Regions from separate parts of the Homo sapiens genome. Here region 2 is linked to region 1. A link is a loop called in an ENCODE intact Hi-C map of the cell type or tissue named here. Cell type or tissue: Panc1. All regions are shown on one strand. Links, peaks and the distances in the headings refer to the core of each region. The heading gives the core; the rest is flanking DNA.

What was found. Peaks named below come from ENCODE experiments on the same cell type or tissue, not always from the same donor. Only the 100,000 strongest peaks of a DNase experiment are listed, where the experiment ranks them.
Region 2: a loop joins it to region 1, with 10 times the contacts of the local background. A loop is called at or near these places in 76 of 110 quality-filtered maps.

What each region holds. Positions count from the first base shown.
Region 1 is chr7:83,405,754-83,417,152 of GRCh38, reverse strand. SEMA3E (semaphorin 3E) reads left to right here. Exons shown (of 17, transcript NM_012431.3): 6 at 8,666-8,785; 7 at 9,914-10,056; 8 at 11,094-11,208. Among named protein-coding and RNA genes, the nearest start is that of SEMA3E, 240 kb to the left of the region's middle. In Panc1, for the core only: CTCF peaks have their summits at 5,718 and 5,920; a DNase peak (open chromatin) is centred at 5,962; H3K27ac peaks cover 860 bases.
Region 2 is chr7:83,649,287-83,660,685 of GRCh38, reverse strand. No RefSeq gene overlaps it. Among named protein-coding and RNA genes, the nearest start is that of SEMA3E, 5.8 kb to the right of the region's middle. In Panc1, for the core only: CTCF peaks have their summits at 4,300 and 4,525; a DNase peak (open chromatin) is centred at 4,535; H3K27ac peaks cover 240 bases.

The DNA.
Region 1 (11,399 bases), core at 1,446-9,445:
GAATTATATAGTAATTAAGTTCTTCAGGGGCTTGAATAAAGAGGTACAATATTTGAGAAAAATAAATATTAAAGAGAAAATATTAATTTGAAATATTTTGAGTTTCTCTACCAATTCTCTCTCTCTCTCTCTCTCCCTGTGTGTGTGTGTGTGTGTGTGTGTGTGTGTATAAACAGAGTATTAAAAAAAGGAAGACTTTAAATATGAGAAAAGGGTTGCCTAAGTCAGGTTAGACTTGGTAAAATCAAAACCTTAGGAATAACACTTTTGGGGGATGCCAGGTCCATAAATGCAAGAAATTCCAATGCAACTGACAGAATATACATTAAAATTTATGTATCTCATAGTCTCACACCATCTTTTTCTGAAGTTGTTAGTGAATTTTTCTTCATAAAGATTTTAATATGTTTGAAAAAAAGAGACTTTCTTATCTTTCTTGTGCCATATAGTATCTTGCAAAGACTAAGTCTCCTATAAATACTAAATGTAATTCTTACTGAGGTTCCTAAACAAATGCAAAATTAATTTTGGAATATTATTCATAAGAATCATAAAAAGGGAATTGGAAATTAAAAATTACACAGTATATGCTGCTTCTATAGTGAAATCCTGAGAATATTAGAAGGCAAATTATTTTTTAACATTTCATTTAAAGAGTTAATAATAATTTCTATGACCACCTTGCCACTCACTACTCAGCCTCCCTAGGAGTTTGTTTCTGCATGAAGCCAAGAATTTAAAAGTTAAATTTCTAAGAGGGGAAATATTACTGGAGGGACATTTCTAAGTGAGTTTCATTGAACCTCCAAATCAAATTACACTATGCTGAAATCTGAAGTGCTTGCCATCTGGGTGGCTGTTTCGCTTATTTCGAAGAGAAATCAAATCAAAGGAGCCCTCCAAGCTAAACACAAAAGTTATAGAATAATCCCTCCAAAGAGAAGAAATAAAAATATAATTCTTCACATTTATCCACTCACTTTCATCCCAAAGTACCTTGGAGAGATCATTCACTCACTGTGGAAATGCAGCAGCCACTGGATGGAAACCTGATAACCTATGTGAGCCAGAAACTCTTTAAAAGAGAGGAAGTGAAAATAATTCACCCAATTGAAAAAGCAGCAGGAATGTGGGCTGGAAAAATGAAGCTACCTGAGTTGGAATTTGGCAAGCTCGGTAGAACTTACTCTGACTGTGAAAGAATGTATTAATGGGTATTTTGTGACCACACATGTTCTCTGCTGATGGGTTAAGACAAGCCTCCAGCAAAAAGATGACTATCGTTAGATTATTGCTACTTCTTAGTTTCATGGTTAATTATATGTCACACAATGTTTAATGTCTGTTCACATGAAGACAAATTTAATGATAAAACACTGAAACTGGTAGCATACTCATAAAGCTGCTTGACCTAAAAAAAAATGGTGCTTGCAAATTAGAGAATTTTCTATGTAATTTCCTAATTTTAGATACAATTTTAATTCAGTTAACTTAAATTCAGTTGACTTAAGTTCATACGAAGAAGAGGTTAATAAAAAATTGAATAAATATTAAAGCTTATTTGATAGATGAAAGACAAGTTATAAAGCACATTTTTATTTCATTTATAATCTAACTTAGAAATGAAAACTTGATAGCTTGTAATAATTCTATGCGACAAAGGATTTAAGGAGTAAAAACAAGCTTCTAACTGAACTATGTCATATATATTCAGAAACTAATCAAAATGAAATCATATATTAAATAGGCTTGCTCTTCCAATGCGTCTTTGTAGTAACACAATTTATATTGGTAGCATATCAGCTCATATCTCAGGTGCCATATTTCTGCATGTTTGGCCAAGTTTTCCTCCAGTGTGATTACTCCTACTGTATTTGAAGTGGTTTTAAGTAACTGTCTGAGGAAGACAAGGCATTACAACTTGATTTTAAAAGCAGCTTGTTGAAACAATAAATTTTTCAGTATAATGAATTGCTGCATTGCGTATCCATGCCTTTCAAATCATCCAAATATACTTAGTAATTATCTTGCTACTAAATTATTAAGTTTGGTAAGTGGCCAAATAAAAATCCAGGAAACAGTGTTCTTTATGTCATGTGTCATTTTGGCCAAGAAGCAAATATTTTTGCTGACTCTTTTTATCAGTTATATTTGACATACTATTGCAATATTCTAATTAAGTTGATAATATCTTCAGTAACGTTACAGTCCCCCATAGTTTCTCCTTTTAATTCTATAGCCATTTTTATTTTTAAATTTTATTCTGACCCATAGTTGTATTACCAATTCCAGGTATAATTTAATCCTACCATTACTGAAATGCCTAAGGTATGATAAGACACATGTAGCTAGAGTTTGGGGAAAAAAACACCCTGATTTGTCATGTACCTTTTGAAACTTTGCTTTGAAAGGATTAACTTTGTTGTTGGAGTATTTTTAGGGATGCTTTTCAAAGTAAATGCACACTAAATTTTATTTTAACAAATAATCACTAATAAGATATTTTATAGTCCATGAATTTTATTTTAACAAATAATCACTAATAAGACATTTTATAGTCCATGAATTTTTCCTACACTTTTTTTCTATTACTTTTTTCAGCAAATAAAACTACAAAGTTTACAGCCACTGAAATCCTCTTCCTGACTGAGCTTTTATCCATAATAATAATACCTTTGTGAATATATATCCTTATTATGAATTTTGTAAATTAAAAGTCAATGTCAATTGAATGAATGGGAGTTAGAATGCATGCAGAGAAAATTTAAGTTATTGTTTCAAGTTGTTAATAATATTAAAACATTTTAAATAAATAATTGTTTATTTTTAATTAACTATATTTGCATTCAGGGAATAAACTGGCACAAAGTAAGGTCATTTATTAGAAAAATAAATGAAAAAATTATAAATGAAGTTAGAATATTTGTCTTTATAATGGTAAGTTCTACAAACATAATAAGCAAATGTGTTGCCTCGTGTTTTGAATTCACCTCAACTATATAGAAACATAGACTTCAGGTTATTCCCTTACCACTTTCCTGTCCCTAAAGAATATCTATAATTTCTTATCCAATGCTGCTGCTCGCTCTCTCTCTCACTTGGCAGAATGCCCATTATCCACATGCTTATTGTAGCTTCTGGCCATGACTGCTAGTCTCTGAGGAGCTATTTGAATACTTTACTTATGGTTCCGTCACAACGAAAAGAGGTAAAGGACTAAGAAAAAAGCCCCACTCTTCAATTCCCCACTTATATTCTCTCCTTTGAGAATCTGTTTTAACCCTCATGGTATCAATATCATTGGTTTGCCACCAAGAAAACTCAAGAGTACAGCCATGGGTGCTGGCACACACAAATAAACAGATTCAAAAGATATTTTTATTGTTCCTTCATGCCTCAAAACCACCTTCTTAACATTGAGAGCTAGTGCTAATCATCTTCCCAAACCAAAATAAACCGAAAGCCCAAACAACAGCTAAATGCCTAATAAAATCACACATTCAGAATCTCACATTCTTCCTGGTTTCTTTCAGCATCCTAAGCAGAATGTGAGTGTGAACCGGGATGTTGAAATATGTGAGTCATTTTCATCCATCCTCATCCTCCCAAGTGCATTTTGTTTCTCTTTGTAGCTATGCATGTCATAGTGATTCTGCAAAACAGTCCATCCACAATAGAATAATGTTCTAACAAAATTATAAAATTCAGTTATAAAGTGAGGCAGCTAAATCAGTCTTTAGCCATATGCTGTTCCATGAGGCAAATATGTTTCACATTATTTAGATTTGCATAACATACATTTATAACATAAACAGAAGCAATGCTTGAGTAAAACTTAACAAGATAAGAAGGTCATGAAACACTACTGTGAATTTTTCTTGTTATACAATTAAAATCCAACATGGTAAATAAAAACTCAGATAATATATAGTCCATGAACAAAACTCTTGATACGTTCCATAAAATATTAAGGCAATGCAATGGATTTAATTAAAACTTCAACTAGAGTTCACATTGTAAAAAAAAGGAGTTATATAGAAAAGTATTTTAGTTACACATTTTAGAATTAATATAAAGAATGTGTTTTTATCTATTTCAAAGAGTCAAATGATTGTCTTATTTTCTTTCACATAAGCAATTTAGTGTTGACACACTCTTTTAATCACAATATAATGTCCTTTGGGCTGAAATTCTTGGGGATCAATTTTTGAAAAAAATAGAGTTCCTGTTTTAATCTATTAAAATTAATAACGTAAGGCCCTCAAGGAACAAAAATTCAAATTTGTTATCCACGTAAATTCCCAATAGCCTTTTCTTTCGTTTGATATTTTCTCTCTGAAACAGTTTTTAAAAGTTAAGATCTTATCCTGTGTGTTTTTTTTTTTTTTTTTATCTTTTTTTAGGCAGGGTCTGGCTCGGCTGGAGTGCAGTAGCACAATCATAGTTCACTGCAGCCTCTACCTGCCTGGCTCAAGAGATTCTCCCACCTCAGCCTCCTGAGTAGCTGGGACCACAGGTGTAGGCCCCCATGCCCAGCTACTTTATTATTTATCATTATTATTATTATTTGTAGAGATGGGGGTCTCTTTATGTTGCCCAGGCTGATCTTGAACATCTGAACTCAAGCGATCCTCCGGCCTGGGCTGCACAAAGTGCTGGGATTACAGGCGAGAATCACTGCACCTGGCCCTGATTGTTGACACTTCACAGCCTTTCATAACCTTTTTTAAACCCTGAAAGGAACTTCTGATATATTTAATTATGAACTCATTAAGCCATTCTTTGATTCAACAGATATTTATTGAGCATTTTTTGTATTTCAGACATTAATGAGGCATCATTTCAAACACACAAGGAGTCAATAAAAATATAGTTGGATGAGCAGTAGGATAGAAATAGGTACCAGAGCTACAGTGGCACTAGGAACCACTACACTAAAAAAGTTTGGCCAGACAAGGTGTCATGGAAAAAGCGGACAATAACCAGGCAAAAGGAAGGTGAAGTGAGAAGAGAGGTGTGGAATTCTAGGCCAAAGAGCAGAGAGAACATAAAAGCTTGGCAGTTTCCGAGAATTACATGGCAGTCTCTTTGATTCTGCAGATAACTGAGACCTTGAGATTTTGAGCAGTTTGTGGTGGTCAAACAGCAGATTTTGAGCTAGAGACTTGGCTTGCCAGATTTCCACTGCAGAACTATTTCTACTATTCTTTCTTCTCTATATAAAGACTATTGTTGAGTGTGAGAAGTTGTTAAACTCGCCCATCTCCATAGACATAGAAAACTAAATCCTTAGATAGTTCTTCTGTTATAACTGAAGCCCTAAAAGGTATTTTAATCTTTTTATAAAATGTTTTCCTATTTTAATCCATGAAAATATGATTTATCTAGATGTTATTTTTGCATTCTGTAAAAGATCAATGTATTGATTCACAACTTTTCTGATACCAAATAGTTATAATAAATTTAATTAGAGACTATGTATTTCCTACAAATTGTATTAAAAATTTTAATAATGCCCAGTATTTTTGCTTACTTAATTACTATTAGGTATTATTTTACCTAAGGTTTTATTAATATTATTATTTATTTTTCACTAATGTGTTGTCTTTCTTTTCTAATTTTCTTAGGAAAGTATTTTGCTAAACATAATTATTATCAATTACTATGAATTTTTTTAAATTTGCATTGATATGAAGATATGAAAGGAATATCTCTCCCTTCTGAGGAAAACCTAACATTTCCAACAGAAACACATTTGTTTCTATTTACGTTGCTTACAGTTTTTAGCACCTATATAGTGTCTTTGAAATTCAAGTCATACAGTTCATATTGTGTTATGGGAATTGCTCACAATTTTCTCTGTCCTGAGTGCAAAATGGGAAACTGGGTAACATTGAGAATACATTATTTTTTCTCTTGTGCAGAGAATTGTCTCTGAATATGGTATTATCTAGCATCATAGGGCTGCCACCTAGTGGCTCCAAGGAATACTTGTTTGTTAATTTTATAGCATTGGTTAAAACGATAATTTTGAAACAATGTTCCAAATTAGGATAAATCCATTAAAATCGAAGTGTACTAATATAAATATTATTTTCCCATAAAAATATTTTCAATTATCAAAGTCTAAAATACTTTAAGATATAAAATCAAATATTAAAAATGTAAAGAATAGAAAACTCATGATTTTAAAGAAATCTAATCTTCATTCCCATTATACATTAAAGATTCAGACCAGCCCACAGTAGCGAAATAAATTATATTTTCAACCATTTAACAAGCTGGTCTTTATATTTGGTGTGGTAAACATAACTCAACTATAATAATTAAAAACAAAAATATTTCAGAGAAATCCTCACTCATGTGTTAATAGTCAATTTTTTTAAGTGTCAACTTGGTTGTTTATGCCATAGAGTTGATGATTCCAAAGTCCTTTTAATGACTCTCTTTTATCCATGTTCAAATAATGCAGACTGAATTCCAGGTAACAGGTCATATTCCTAACCACTGAATGCATTTATGCATTTGGTCTCAAAATACTACTTCTTCAAACATAGACATAAAATTTCTGGGAAAGACAGCACTAATTAAATGACTTTGATAAAAAATTATGTTAATCTTTTCCCTTTCTATTATCAAATAACATGATATGCTTAAGAGTTCTAACATAACTTTTCTCTACCAAATTATATATTGTTAAGTCCAGATTTAAATAGTCATTTAGTTTTTGTTATTTTCCTTACATCATACCTCTCACTTAGCGTAAGTTGAATATACTAGAAGAACTCAACAAATATATCTTTTTAAAAACTCTGTGATCTTGAAAATTTTCAAATACAAAGAAATTTGAAGTAAAACTAAAATTAACACCTGTATACCATTTACCTTGATTCACCAATTGTTAACACTCTGACACATTTACTTTTTCCTCTCTCATTTAGAATATATAATTTTAAAATGAATTCTTTTTTGGAAACCATAGATTGTATTTATTTGTATCTCATAGAGTGTTTTAGGCATCCATAGAGGATTTTGTGAACAGAGAAAAACTAATTAGAATTATTTATCTTTTTAAAATGAAAAAGACTATTATAGTAGTACTTCTAAAGCTTATTTTTTTAATCTTTGAGTTTAATTTATATCATATTATTCTAAATTTGGTATAACAAAAGCAATCATCTTTACCTTTAAAATATTAATAGTTAATGCAAGTTGAAAATAAACTTCCTTTTAATTTGTCTTATATATAATTTAATTGATCATTTTCTCAAATGTTAAATCATACAAAAATGCTTACACTTCTGAAGTTTTCCAAAGCTTTAAAGACCTTACCTTGGGAAAAAAGTCCTTCATAAATAATTAAACAATTTTTAAAGTTCTAATAAATAAAATTTATAAATAAAGTATTCAATATCTTTTAAATTCTGTTTATATATTTGGTCAAATTCTTATACCTGCAACTTTAATAATCCTAATTATAAAATTAATTACATAATTAGATATATTAAGTTGGAAATACAATTAATTTTGAAATCTCTTAACCTTTAAAGCATTTTAAATATGTGTATGCATACACATTGCAAACTTAACAAAAAAGCATTAGTACTATGTAATATAATAATCATATCTGTTTTAGAACTAGACCAATGTTATATGCCACTCATTAAGAAAACAATTTTACCACTTTGCTTTGAGGTTGCTGTTTCCAGCAATCTGCTGTTATCATTTGTTTCTTGGCCAGAGATTTTTGCTCCAGACAGGACAACTGAGCCGGGTATGGCCAGGACATCCTTCTGGTAAAACTGATGGGCACACTGATTACCTCTTGTGAGTTTTGGGAAAGGATTCTAAGTCCCTATGCTTCAGAGCTATTGATCTTCCTGGAGTTCAAGTTATACTCTCCCTTAAGTTATTTTAATGTCTTTTTTCTTACTCAAAAGACACATGGTTATTTCCTGAGACCCTGAATACATTATGTAATTTCTCAGTCTGATTTTAAGACTGTGACTGCCACCACATGTTGCAACTAACTTCCTTCAATCATTTTGTTGACTGTCTGATTAAATTTTGAGCGCTTTTTATATCCTTCCTATCTGACTGAGCCACAAATTTACAAATTGAATGACAACTGATTGGATTATATCATCTTTGTTAGACTTTGTTGTTCCCACACTAAAATCATATTCATGATAGCAGTATCTTGTTACAAGAAGGATTTGAATTAGCTGACTGACATATAAAACCTGTAATCATCACAATAACAATCATAATGATAAAGCCCTGATGATAGGGAGGTTAAAAGAAGTCTAGGAAAATAAATGAAGCCAAGGTATTTACCAAAAACTCATATAGGTCTTACTATTTACCAGCTGATCTTCCAAGTGCTTTGCTCTTAACTATCTTACTGAATGCAATTACTTTTCTAATTTCTAAATGAGGAAACTGAGGCACAGGGAACTTAGCAACTTGCCCAAGTTCACACCTAGTAAGTGACAGACTCTGGACTCAAACCCTGGGAGTCTTACTATACCATCCATGCTCCTAACAGCAATAGTATTAATGTCATAAAGTACATATTATAGATACACATATTAAATTTGGATGTGTTTAATTTGTTAACATATTAACAAATACTGACTTCTTTTTTACTGATGCTCCCGTGTAGGTAGTGAATTGTTTGCTGGACTCTACAGTGACTACTGGAGCAGAGACGCTGCGATCTTCCGCAGCATGGGGCGACTGGCCCATATCCGCACTGAGCATGACGATGAGCGTCTGTTGAAAGGTAAGGATGAGGAAAAGAGTATGTGAATTAGGATTGAAATCAACTCTAAAACTTACGGAAAATGTTGCCATTTTGATAATAATAAGAATATAAATACAATTCCTTTACAAATTTCAGAATGTTTTACTAGCAACATTCTTGAATTAAAATATTGTATATAATATATGTACATCATTTTCTATCAAAATTGATTGGCTTAATTATAAAATCAGTATACCTTCCGAGCAATGCTTAGAAATCAGTATTTGAATAAGGAAAACAAAACAAATGTATGAAAAGTGAAAAGTCCATCATCCAATAAGCTGTTTTGTCTACTTTTATCAATTGATATAATCTTTGATGAATTGATTGCCCTGCTTTGCTTGTTTTAATAGGATTGCATTAGACTTTAGAGACAAAACTCTAGGAAAGTCACTAGACATTCATTGATACAGAGTTCTTTGTAAGAAGTAAGTTTTATATTTTGGCACACTGGTATATGGAGGTGCTAGAATATTGTTTTATGGTGAGCATTTTAATTACTTTCCACATTTTTATTAAGCTTTAAAATGCATAGTCATTGATGATACCATTCATATATTTTACATACCATATCAAAGAACATTTATTCAAATCTCTTGGACTACAATCCCAAAAACGTAAAATAAATTTTCTACTTTGAAACTAAAATGATCTATGCGCTATACTGGTAGATCATTTATGAATTAAAAATAAATTATGATAGATTTATTTACTTTAATATGTTACTTATACTTACATTTAGTTTTTACCTACAATGGGAGGAAATTTGTAGAGATTTGTCTTCATTGTGCTCCCAATCTGCTCTTTCCTGAATGCATTTTAAGTTCGCATTGCATGTTGTTTGAAATTCTTCTTCTCTCCTGGATTCTTTTATTTTCCAATTAAATATTCTTGTAATATTTCTAAAAGGGCTGTTAATATGCAAATAAAGTGGAGATATCAACATAGTTTTTAATGTTTGGTAAAAAAATTCAAGAAAAATATTTCTTTATGAAATGGTGAAAGTTAAACTTAAGGATTCAGATGATATACAATTTATTGGAATAACTTGTTAGCATTTAGTTGTAATATCTATTTCACTTTTTCTCCTATTTTTTGCTCCTATAGAACCAAAATTTGTAGGTTCATACATGATTCCTGACAATGAAGACAGAGATGACAACAAAGTATATTTCTTTTTTACTGAGAAGGCACTGGAGGCAGAAAACAATGCTCACGCAATTTACACCAGGGTCGGGCGACTCTGTGTGGTGAGGCTTTCTCTCTCATTATGCTTGCTTATCTCACAATTTATGGTCAGGCCTTTATTAAGTTTATAGTAAGTTTCTACTTTTAAATATTTTCTAGTATTCTTTAGACTGCCTACAATTGATATTTACTATACCAACCTCTACATTTCATATCTAGTGAAAGGTGTATCTTAAAAGGACCTTGTATTTTGCATGATTTTCCCCATTTTTGAAGCTATACCAAGAAGAAATCGTCTATGATTAGACTGTCCTTCTTCCCATGCAGAAATTTGAACTTTATTTTTCTTAATGAATTTGATCAAAACCTTTTTTATTCCTTTAGTACACAGTACAAATAATATACATAGCTATGTTTGAACAATTCGGTTGGTTAAAATTATTTTTAAAAAAGCCATCTGTAACTTACTGAATATTTAGAGAGGTTGTTTGGGAACATTTAAAACCAATAGGAGTAGCAACATATATTGAGAGAATCAAATAAAATTACAAATGTAAAGTTACCTTGCCATTTAAGAAGATGTTCGAAAATAAATTTACATATAAATATGTGTGCATATATATATTGTGTGTGTGGTGTATGTATATATTTATATACATATATAGTATGGGTGTTGTGTGTGTATTTCAAACTTTCTTGAAAAGCTTTCTTCCTTTGTTAAAGGAAGAAAAGAAATGGGTGTTTCTATATTCCTGAGAGAGGCAAATTATTTATGAACAAAGTAATAATCATGATTACTGTATCTCTCCACTATTCTATTTAGGAGAGTTTGCAGTATTAATATTGTTTAATATCTGCAAAATATATTTACTGTATCAGGGTGAAAGTGCACTGACAAGGCCGAATGAAGAAACCTAAAAAAAAATAAAAATCCAAATTATGGGGAGTTGCACCTATGACATTACTTGAGAATTATGCCAAATTTTCCTAGTTAAATAAAAAAGTCATAACTCTTGGCAACTGCATGTTTAATAATATGAAATCTGTGGTTGGTCGAAATTCTTTAGGTAACTATTTACCTCCTTTTTGGTTTTCACAGAATGATGTAGGAGGGCAGAGAATACTGGTGAATAAGTGGAGCACTTTCCTAAAAGCGAGACTCGTTTGCTCAGTACCAGGAATGAATGGAATTGACACATATTTTGATGAATTAGGTAAATGTTTTTAGGTGAATTAAATTTGCTCTTTTATGTATATGCTTCTTTATAACTTTATCCCTAGGACACATAGAAACTTGCTTTCTGTGTATTTGACCTCTATCTAACATAGAGCAAGTTTCTGTTCTTTTCATTTTGGCCAGGCACGCATGCTGGGGGAAAAGGGATTGCAAGAACAAAAAGAGGCT
Region 2 (11,399 bases), core at 1,374-9,373, 240 kb before region 1:
TTGAAAGAAAGTCAAAAGGTAAGTAATCTAAAGGTTCTGATGAGATAATAACTTTCTTTTATTCTGAAAGAGTATACTGTCTTTCTGCAGAGGTCGTTCATTTCATTAATGAGAATAAAGAGGTATTAGGTTGCTACTTACATCTCTTCAGCAGTACACAGGAGACATTCTGTATTTACAGCAATGCTTTTGAAAATATGAAACATTAGGAATAATACAAGAGCTAAGCTATTTCAATCCTGAAAAATCAATTATGCTTTTTATGTTATTGTCATAAGTACCTACAGGAGGCAGGTTTGTTTTTTTTTTTCTTTTTTTTTCGGAGTCTCGCTCTGTTGCCAGGCTGGAGTGCAGTGGCACGATCTCCATTCACTGCAACCTCCACCTCTCGGGTTCAAGTGATTCTCCTACCTCAGCCTCCTGAGTAGCTGAGACTACAGGCGCACACCACCATGCCCAGCTAATTTTTGTATTTTTAGTAGAGACGGGGTTTCACCATGTTGGCCAGGATGATCTCGATCTGTTGACCTTGTGATCTGCCCGCCTCAGCCTCCCAAAGTCCTGGGATTACAGGCATGAGCCACTGTGCCCAGCCAGGAAGTAGTTTTTAAGGAAAAAAAAATAACCCACTGTTCAAATGGTACAAATAAAATAACTAACATATTTATAAACTTTCATGCAGACCTTTTCATAACCCAAAAATTGAAACAGGAAAACCTATTTAAATATTTGAATATGCTAACATTAACATGAAGAACATATAAAAATATAGAAATATTTGTATATAAAAAGTTTGAGTATAATCATATGGGTTTCAAAATATGTATTCTACTTAAGTTAGTATTACTACATCTATGATACAGGTGATAGAAAATAATGCTCAGAAAAAGTTAAATATTTTGATCATGGGCATCACTGAGCCACATAGTATTAAACCAGGATTCAACATATGCTCTTTTACTCTAAATATTGGTTTAAAAAATTCTTTCCAGCTAAAATCATTATTACAGATACTTGTAGATAGTTGAAATTAGTGTTTAGCATTATACATTACAATTAATTATATTCAGCATTTATTTTCTTAGTAATTGTACTTTCTTAACTTTTTGACTTCCAATAAAAATTTAGAGTTACTACGAGTAAAACATGTATTTCTGAGGGATGAGCTTTCTAGCCAGAGAAAACAGCATGCACAAAGGCCCTGAAGTGGGAGAACGCTTACCTAGGTTGAGAATTATCAAGGGACTCAATGTGTCTTGAATGGGGTGAGGGAGAAAGAAAATGATAGATAAGGTCAAAGATATAGTAGGAGTCCGCATCAAGAAAGACTTCCTAGACAACTATAAGGATTTTATTTTTATCCTAATTGACATGGAGCAGAAGAGCATTTGTGGGAAGGGACCTAGATGTGTTCATTTATTTAGAGGGTGGAAGTAGGTTTATAGATGGAGGGAATAAAGGGCAGGTTAGAAACCAGAACATATTAAGGTACAGATGCTTATTAAACATGCAAGTGGAGATATCTGGAAGGCAAGTGGATATAAAATCTGTAATTTAGTGGAAAGGGTTGAATGGTTGAGTTTATTTGTATAAATTTGGGATCCTCAGCACTTTGATGTTACGAAAAACCATGGTCTTGGATAAGATTTCTAGAGGGTGTACTAGTCAGGGTTCAATAGAAGAAGCAGTTTCCCTAGAAGATAAATATGGATTTGTCATAAGGATTTCAAATTATACATTTTTGGAAGCTGATTAATAAGTCATTATAAGGTAGTTATGTTCCTGCCTAACAATACAGCTTGTTGTACAGAGGGTGGGTAGTCAGAAAAGAAGCTTACAAAACGAAAGAGAGAAAGAACAAGCTAAAACCTCCATGCATGAACAATGAATAAGAACCCAATGAAGACAGACGAAAACCAGTATCAGGTCTTGTCGCCTCTGATTTTGGTGATGTGGGTGTCCTGCAGAAGCTGGAGCCCTTAGTCATGGAGTTAAAGACACACGCCTGGTCTAGGAGACAGAGACGCTGAAGGAGGTTCCTTGGAAGGTGTAGCAGTGGCAGGCCGGAAAGCTGCCACTGAAACCAACGTGTAAGCAACCAGTGTGTTTTACAAAAATGACTGTTGTTTGTTTTCCACCCTTCAATTCTCCCAAGAATCTCCTTTTTGACTCAGCCAAATTGGAAATAAACACAAAAGGGAACTCTAGGAAAGGTGGTTCAGTTTAGCCAAGTTGACACATTGCAAATTTGCTATATTGGGTGAGTATGGATGGAGAACAGATGAAGTCATAGGTCTAAATCCTGTGGCACTCAAAAATTTAGAGGTCAGGAACACGGGGGCTTCTATGAAGTGTCTTTAAAAGCAGAAGGCAAAACTCTCTTAGTCCTTTTTTCGCTGCTATAATAGCAAACCACAGACTGGTTAATTAATTAATAATAGCTTATTTGGCTCATGGTTCTGGAGGCAGGAAAGTTGAGTTTGAGAGGCCACATCTGGTGAGGGTTTTTTTTGCTGCCTCATAACATGGGGGGAGGCATCCATGGTGAGGAGGTGCACATGTTTGACAGCAAGACAGAGAAGAAAGCTGGCTGACCTCATCCTTTCATCAGGAGCCCACTCTCAAGACAATAGCATTAATCCATCATAAAGGCAGAGCCTTCAGGACCTAGTAACCTCTTAAAGGTCCCACCTTTTAATACGGTCATAATGGCAATTAAATTTCAACATGAGTATAGCAGGGGACATTCAAGCCATAGTTATACCCTTCTTTATTAATTCTTAATTATTGTTGCCCACAAAAAGGATGTGATGGCTAGAGTTTGGACTATGCGATGGAGACTACCTTTTGAAGATGGAAAAACAACTACAAGATAGAAAGTGTTCATGTCGGTAATGATCCTTACTCTGGCACACCAGCCTTGGACTTACCCCAGGACTGTGTTTACAAGAAGGAGAAGTCAAATTTGTCATATTTAAATCACTGTTGTTTGGGTTTTCTACCACCTGCAACCAAACAAAATTCTAAATGATAGAGTAGATTCAGGAGAAAATGAGAGGTGAACAAATGAAGACAGAGTATAGACAGTATTTTGAAGAAATTAACTATAAGTTGGAACCAGAAATGAATCTTTCACTGGAGGATAAGTGAGATTAGGGGGAGATTTATTTTTATGATGGGAAACTACATTTTTTCTATGCTGTTTGGGAATTATTCAATAAAGAGGAATCATTTGATTATGTGGGAAAGATATGAAGAAATTGTATACTGAATAATGGAAAAAAAATGAAAAATTCTAGAAGGAATATTTAACTAACTTGATTGCTTATTCAGAATGGGGAAATTTATACTTGAATGATTTTCATCAAATGTCAATGTTAATATCGTTATAGTTGAAAAACTGTAGGAAATAGCGCATTCTGGGAATTTAAATGAATTTCCATAAATTTTTATCCTGTCATTGGAAATAAATAATATGTCATGATTTTAATACTGTAAAGCTTACTTCATTGAAAATAACTGGCAAGGTAGACTCTTATTTAAAACTTGTATCACTCAGGAAATCTTTAACTTGATTTTCACCCTTATTTGTAAAACATATTATTGTTTCTTGCATTTTAGCCCTGCATAACTCTTATCAATTTTATTGTACAAACATGATATACTAGTTCGCTTTTCTTACTTAGTTATTAAAATTTCTTACAGTAGAGTTTTAATTGAAATTCCATTTTTATAACTTTTCTCAACAATGATTAGTGATCTACCTTGAGATCATTAAACAATGCATTGAAATTCTCCTGGAATTAATTTTAGGCATAGCTCTACATGCATACACTAATTTCTCTTTGGAAACATGATAATTTCTTAGTCCTATATAATACAAAGTGAAATTCTAGGTTGAAAATATTTTTTCTATTTAGATCTCAAGGGAAAGATGTTGTTTTATTTTGTTTTTAGTTTTTGGCAATCAAGAGGAATGAGGTTAGAGGTTACAGCAGTTTATATTTTTTGTTCATATTTTTGCATTATTTATTGCTTACTATAAACATGTGATTATACAAAGAGGACCTGCAGGAATTATATCATTGTCTCATCGTAACAGTAACAGTAAAGATGCTTTAAGTATGAGACATGATAGTTAAAAATCAGGACTGATTTAATTTAGAGTTTTCTAAATTATAAAATTTAACTGAGTTTGCTAGATTTTAATCAACACATTTTCACAAAACATATTTGTCTATCACCTTTGTTTCTGGTATATTTATGGTCATCTTTTAAACAGTCTGAGCCATTTATTAAGCAGTATTTCCTGAACAGAATTCTTACTGTTAACACTTAAAAATTTTCCCCCTTAACTAGCAAGACCCATTCTTGAAAACTAGCTATTTTCAGAACATAAAGTGTCACATTATCATTTAATAAAGCAAATTCTTATTTTTGTTTTAAGAAACAAATTGTGAGCACAAATAGGTTTGTAACTATATTTCCTTGACAACTGAAAACATGTAGTACCAGTCCTGGCCTCCACATGGTGCTAGTGTTATGCACTGGAACATGAAAAGCCAGAACTACCTAGTAATGCAAAATAACCACTTATACCGCCCATCAAAAATAAACCCAATAATAAAACAACAGATTCAAATAAAAAGGCACTGCACCTGAAATCCTTCCTTATGTAAAATCTGGCTCATATACAATAATCATCTGGTTCGTGTACAAAATGATTTGCCAAATCATTTGTATACATTATAGTAAAGCTGAATAAAAGGTGGCAAAAATAACAATTTTAGATTTCTTATTCCATCTTTGGGATCTCACCAACATCACATTCTTTTTTCCATGTATTGTCTCTTCCATGGATGGCTATTTGGAATGATGTTAAGAAGAGGCAGTACTTATGGGGTGGTGGAGGGTGGGGAGAAGAGGCTTCAAAAGCCTTCTGCCAGGTTTTCTCCATGTTCATTGTGATTCCTTTGAACTATAAAATTCACTTTCAAAGCCAAAATATAATTTATTTTGAATATTCCTATTTTCAGTCATATTCTTCACAAATTTAAAGTTAATGTATGTTTCTCTTTATTTTAATGTAAAACAGGTATATTCATTGAGTTTGTCAGTTTTATGTGATGTGTAAAATTTTACATCTCTCTGCCAATTGTCTGACAGTTGAAAATACTATAAAATATTACACAATATTAGGCCATTTTGCTCAGTTTCTTGACAACTGACTAATGGATAATTGCATTGGTTTTATCTAAATCCTTCCTCTTCTTTTGTGATGGAATATAATTGTTTTCTTCACTTTATGCTAACAATTGAAACTTCATCCTCTATCAAGAGAATCTGAACAACTAAAGAAGTGCTCCAAATAATTAACAAGAAGAGACTGTTTGGTATCTAAGTTATCTTACGCCCGTGTAGATTGCCTTGCAAATAATACAAACTCAATAAATATTTATTGAATAAATCACACAATACCAACTGGTTTGGTTATGGCATTAACAGGGGCAGTTGAAAAATAATGGAGATTACAGAGCATGTGAAAGAGGACTCAAGACTTGGAAAGAAAAGAGGAAAATTAAAAATATATTACCCTGAATTATGATTTACATTCCTCCCTCCCTTTCTTCTTTCTCCTCTTTTTTTCTGCCTCCCTCCATCCTTTTTTTTTTTTTTTTTCAGGTATACAACTCAGAAACTGCTTGTCAAACAATTAGATCACTTATTGCCAGGAAGAAAAAAAAATATGGGCAGTATTAAAGTCTAGAATAAGATTAAAGAAATCAGTGGATAACTTCTTTACTGAAGTTTATGGCATTTATTATTGGTTTCATAGTGAGTCAATTTCTTAAGTGGACAGAGTATAAAATGTTGTCTTTAGTTTAGGTACATTAGTGGTAACATTGTTTGAAAATGTTGGAATCTTTTGGACAAAATAATCTAAACATCAGTAACTATGTGTAAATGATTTATTACCCTTAAACCCTTTCTTGGAAACTTCTTTCTTCTTTTGTGACCATAACCAGAAATATCTGTCTTTCTCTCTGTGCATTTCTTTACGTATTTATCTATGTATATATATTTCCAGAAATAAGAATAACCATTATTAGCTGACAATTTTTCTTAAAACATTTCTTAGTTCCCTTAGGAATTTGTTCTTCAATAATTTTGCCTACGTTATTTAGCCATCCTGTTATTCGTGTTTGCCGAGCCTAAAAGACTAGCCAAAACCCAACAGCCTACAAGGGTCGGTATTCAATTAACTAACCAAATCACTAATATGTGTGCAGCTGGAAATCTCAGAGAGTATGTTCTGCCATCTGACACAACCTGGAATATAGGACTTTATTTGCCGAGTTCAATCACAGACACTGATTTTTGAAGCACCAACTGCTTTGAAAGGTTTTTATTTTAAAACTATATATAGTTCATTATTAACATTTATTAAAGATAGGTTCCTGCTAGTATAGTATTTGGATAACTATTATGAAGTCTTTCCTAAATCATATTCTCTTAAAAAAATTGGAATGTTTGGAACATGGACCCTGGTGTCTGGGTTTAAAATGGCGATTATGCTGCTTACTGGTGTTTCTCTTCAGGCAAGTTACTAACTAAGCAGTTAACCAACTAACTAAGTTACTGACATCTGTGTCCTACATTCTGTTTTGTGTAAGTGACAATAAAAATGGTACCTATTGCATCGAGTGATTTTCTAGGTTTAATTGGATTTTATATGAATATGCCTTGCATGCTGCCTAGCATATAGAAAACAAAAAGTTAACAGTAATCATTATTTTTATTCATTTTAAAGTGGAATCAGTTTGGAGTATAGTGCTAGATATTGAGATTAATAGTAACATATTATAACCAATTCACCACTGGTGCCACCAGTAACTCACAAATATGTATAACAAAAGACATAGAAACCCATCAATTATAACATATTATAGAAGTGTTTTTTCAGAATGTCAGATTTTTTTTTTTAATAGAATGTTAGATTTTTTAAAGCAACTGATTGGAGTTCTGTCTCTTTAAGGAATTCTCTATAACCTATAAGGAAGAGTATAGGAAAACCTCCCAGGGCCTGTATATTATAGAATTTTCAGAATTAATCATTTCATTTTGCCATGAAAAGGCATGCAAATCATGACTGCTCTTTGATTAAAGTTCATTAAAGCTTATATTGGCTCCAAATGCTTATTCTGCTTTTCTTTATTATTAAAGACCTAAAAGAAAATGAGAATAAACCTAGTATAATTTGGAAACAAAGAATTTTAAAATTTTATGAGAGCAATTTCATTAAAATTTTATGAGTCTTTTTTGCTTTTTAGAATAGCTGGTCAAAAATGGAAAAATACTAGGCCAACTTATTGGATTGTCAGCCATCCAAATGATAACATCAAAATAACATTAGCCAAACCTCTTTCAGGCGGGTGAATGATTGGTGAATGATTGGATCGTATATGGTACTAATTGATGGAATGCCATTCTCCGGGACTACGCTTAGCAGCATACAAATCAGGAGTGATGTAGTTATCTGTCCTTATCTGCCTGAATCACTGAATGTGGGAAACAGTCAATCCAGACTCTAGATCCTTTACAAATTCTGTGATATAAGGCATCTGAATAGAATGACCAATAAAAGCATTAGCAGTCCTGAACTGTAAAACCCGGAAGCAGCAATGGCGGCAGCAGCAGCAACAGCAGGTCTTATTGGTGGGACATTTGAGGTGCTCCAGACTGGAGGTCATTGGGATAGCAGGGCTAGCAGGAATAGAAGAGAGATTAGTGAAGCTGAAATGCCATAACTACCACAGAGAAGTTATGTTATCTAAGTATTTTAAGCCCTTATATATTTATAAAATTTATGTATTTCTGTGTTTAGTTATAAAAAGGGTAATTATTATTGCTATTTTGATAGTTTGGTTTTTTTTAATGCTTTTAATCATAATGTTCTTCAGATGTAGTACTGTGTAATGTTGTCCACCTATAAATAATGTATATGTCATCATTTTTGTGTAAATGTTCAACTGGAAAAGCTAAAGGCATATTCCACCCCATTCTACAAGTGGCACAGGGAATTACTTTACCTCTTACTTGGCCCTCAAGTATCCACATCTCTGCCTGTCTGTATGAATAACTTCTGCTGAAGTAAGTTTTAGTGGCACATAGAATGGAATACACCGTAATACCCCATCAGCAACTTGTTAATGCTCTAAGTTTGTCCAAAAGCATGTTCCCTGAAGCACAGTAGGTACAGTGTGTGCATTTAGTCAGGAGAGGCTACGCTCTGCTGTGGTAACAAATAAACTAAGTAGCTTAACATAACATGTTTCCTCCCATTCATACAAAGTCTCTTGTGAGTCTGAGTAACTTTCTAGGGTAGCTGTCTCCAGTGGTGATTCAGTAATGTAAGATGATTCAATTTCATCCTGCCACCATTTCAAGGTAAGTTCTCCTCTTTTGCCACAGAAAGGGCTTCAGAAAGACCAAATGATTTCTTAGGAATATTTCACTGCCTCAGCCCAGATGTGATACATATCACTTCTGCTCATATTTCCTTGGCTAGAATTAGTCAAGTGAATTCACATGACTGCCAAGGAGCTGGAAAGTATAGTCTCCCATATACCCAGGAATGAATATTGATGATACGATATTGAAGGAATATTGATAGGTACTGTCTCCCACAGTATGCAAGATAATTTTAAGTCATGTAGAAACAAACTTTTACGACTGTTTGGTTTTTGCATGTATTTGAAAAATACAAGTAGGACATGAAGCCTATGAGGTAATGGTTTCATTTTATATTAATTTAAGTTTAATTGCAGATACTATGTGTTATACTAAAAATGGTGAATGTGGTAAACAGATGCCTAATGTTTTGGTAACACTGCCCTAAAGGAACATCTGTCAAACACAAATCTTAGAACGTAAAATTTCAGGCAAACTGGGAACATGAGGTGGGGCATAGCAAGCTGTTCTTCAACAAGTACCTGAGGTTGATTCAACAGCAGATAGTATGGGATTGCCTCCTGGGAGGGCTTGTTGTAGAAGCTAGTTGATTTTCTGCTGTTGAAATTGGAGAACCAGTGATGGAACCCATCATGGGGGAGACTGCAGCTCCTGATGAGTACCCAATTTTCTTTTTTTATTTTTCTCCTTTTTCTACCAGACTGAGATTGCTCTTCATACAATGATGTAAGACTAGCAAGAATGAGAGATTTTGGAATAAAACCCTTGACCTGGCAATCAATTCCTTTCTAATTGGCATTTATCTTCTCCCCTGGTTTTCCTTGTTGTCTGATATTGTTCAAACTGCTAGCCTGGATCCTCTCAAATCAAATACAGTAACATCACCTGATATTGTTGGTAACTCCAAAGTTTTTCAGTCCACTAAAGCTCTTCCCTTACTGTTGGTGGTGAGTCAGTTGTTGTTATTGTTTTTAATTTTCTATTTCCATGTTTCCCAAGAGTATCTAGAAATGGCTCCCAAGGATTCAGATTTTGATGTTGTGATTTGTCTATAGTATTATTGATTTGTGTGTAATTATGAATAGAAGCCTCTTTTATTCTCAAAAAAAGTCTTGTTTAGATGATGAGCTATTTGATGACTCTACTTCTGAGGATTCTTCTTGTTTTATTTTATGATGTAAGTGACTAATTTGGTCCCAAAGACTCTTTATTCCATTGCTAATGCCACATAGGGGAAACTGAGACTATAGATAGTTTTCTTAACAGTCATTTTTTGGCATCATCTATATATTTTCTATAGGATAAAGATAAAGGTAAAAGGACATAAAGAGTAGTTAAAAGAAATAAGTAAGGACATTGACAACTGGCAGATAAGCCAAAGCACATTTTGAGGAATCTAAACAACCCATTATTCTGGCATTTACTTCTAAATTGCTCCAACTTAATCTGAAGGATGAGATGTAAAACCAAAGACAGATCTTGGCATTCATAACATATATTCTCTTGTCAACACTTTAGAGGTGCATATTTTGTGTACTAATGAAATGATTGTAATGTCTCACATTGTCTCAGTTCTATAGTAGAGTTAGGACAGGCACTATGCAATCTTAAGTAGAATTTCAGCTATGTGAGAGTAGCCATGAATTTGCAATAAAAGGTGTAGGCACCACATTTACTTTTCCTATAATCCTACTATTAGATAACACATATAAGAGCTGCTATTTATTTTGTCATTTGTTTCCATCCTAGAAGAAAGCAAAAGAGAATTTTGAAGGTACAATGTATCACATTTAGAGCAACCTTTAGGTCTGTAGCTCATCAGACTGGCTTTTAAAATATGCAAGCATTCCAGGTTAAAAGTCTCTAAATAACTTCATGTCATTTTACTGTTAAATAATGTTTAGAGTTTGCTATCTTTTGTAGACCTTGGAAATCTAATTATTTATAATGTCCAGTGACATTTACATTTTGCTAAATATACTCTGCTTGTACAAGAACATCTCATGATTAGAAAAATGGGTAGAGAATGCCTGGCTGTACATATGCTTCTATATAATGCAAAAATATCAGGGTGACACATGTTATCTTTTTGTTATAGTTTCGTGATTTTAAAACATAATTCTCAAAAAGTTTTTAACTATTAGCATTTAAAATACAGAATAAGAAAAAGTTATCATAGTTGAGATCAGTGTTTACCATTTAACTCTCCACTATCAAATCAAATATCTATTCAAGTTTATTGGTATCTTAACATAATACCATTCATTTCCATGCCAACAGCTCCTGAGTGTTTGGCTTAGTTTTTGAGATTGATTGAAGGTAGATTGTAAAGTTGACCTATTGTGTTAAGCTTATTTACACAAACACAGTGCCTTGGAAAATCAACTCTGGAAGTCCATAGCAGTTGAATCCTAAGGTATTGCACATCCTAAGTTTTCTAATACCTGCTTTATAGAAATCCCTTGGGTGGTGAATCTCAACTTTGCCAGTTACCTTACCTGGGGGAAATTACTTCAACATTCCTAAATTTGAAGTAAAATTTAGGAATTGCTTTAGGACAAAGGATTTGCCTTTAATTTCATTTGACCAATTTGCTTAAGTAAATAATTTATCATTTCTATCAAATTTATGAGACAGTCACAGATGAACTTTTTTTTTTCAGGCTCTTGAAACACACTTTTCTTAAAAGAGTTTAAAAATAACATCCCTAAGATATAAGCAATAGAAAAAGACTTAATTTTGAAAAAAACCTTATGGCAACAGTGAAAAACAGAATTTGGATTCTGGATGGTTACAAATAGATTATTTTCAAAAGAAGTTGGATTTATTCAACTTAGGTCAATTTATCTTGGTAAGAATTTAAAAGCGCTTTCTGATGCCACATCCTTGTCTGTCACCTATTCTTAAATAATCAGTCTATGTCATCA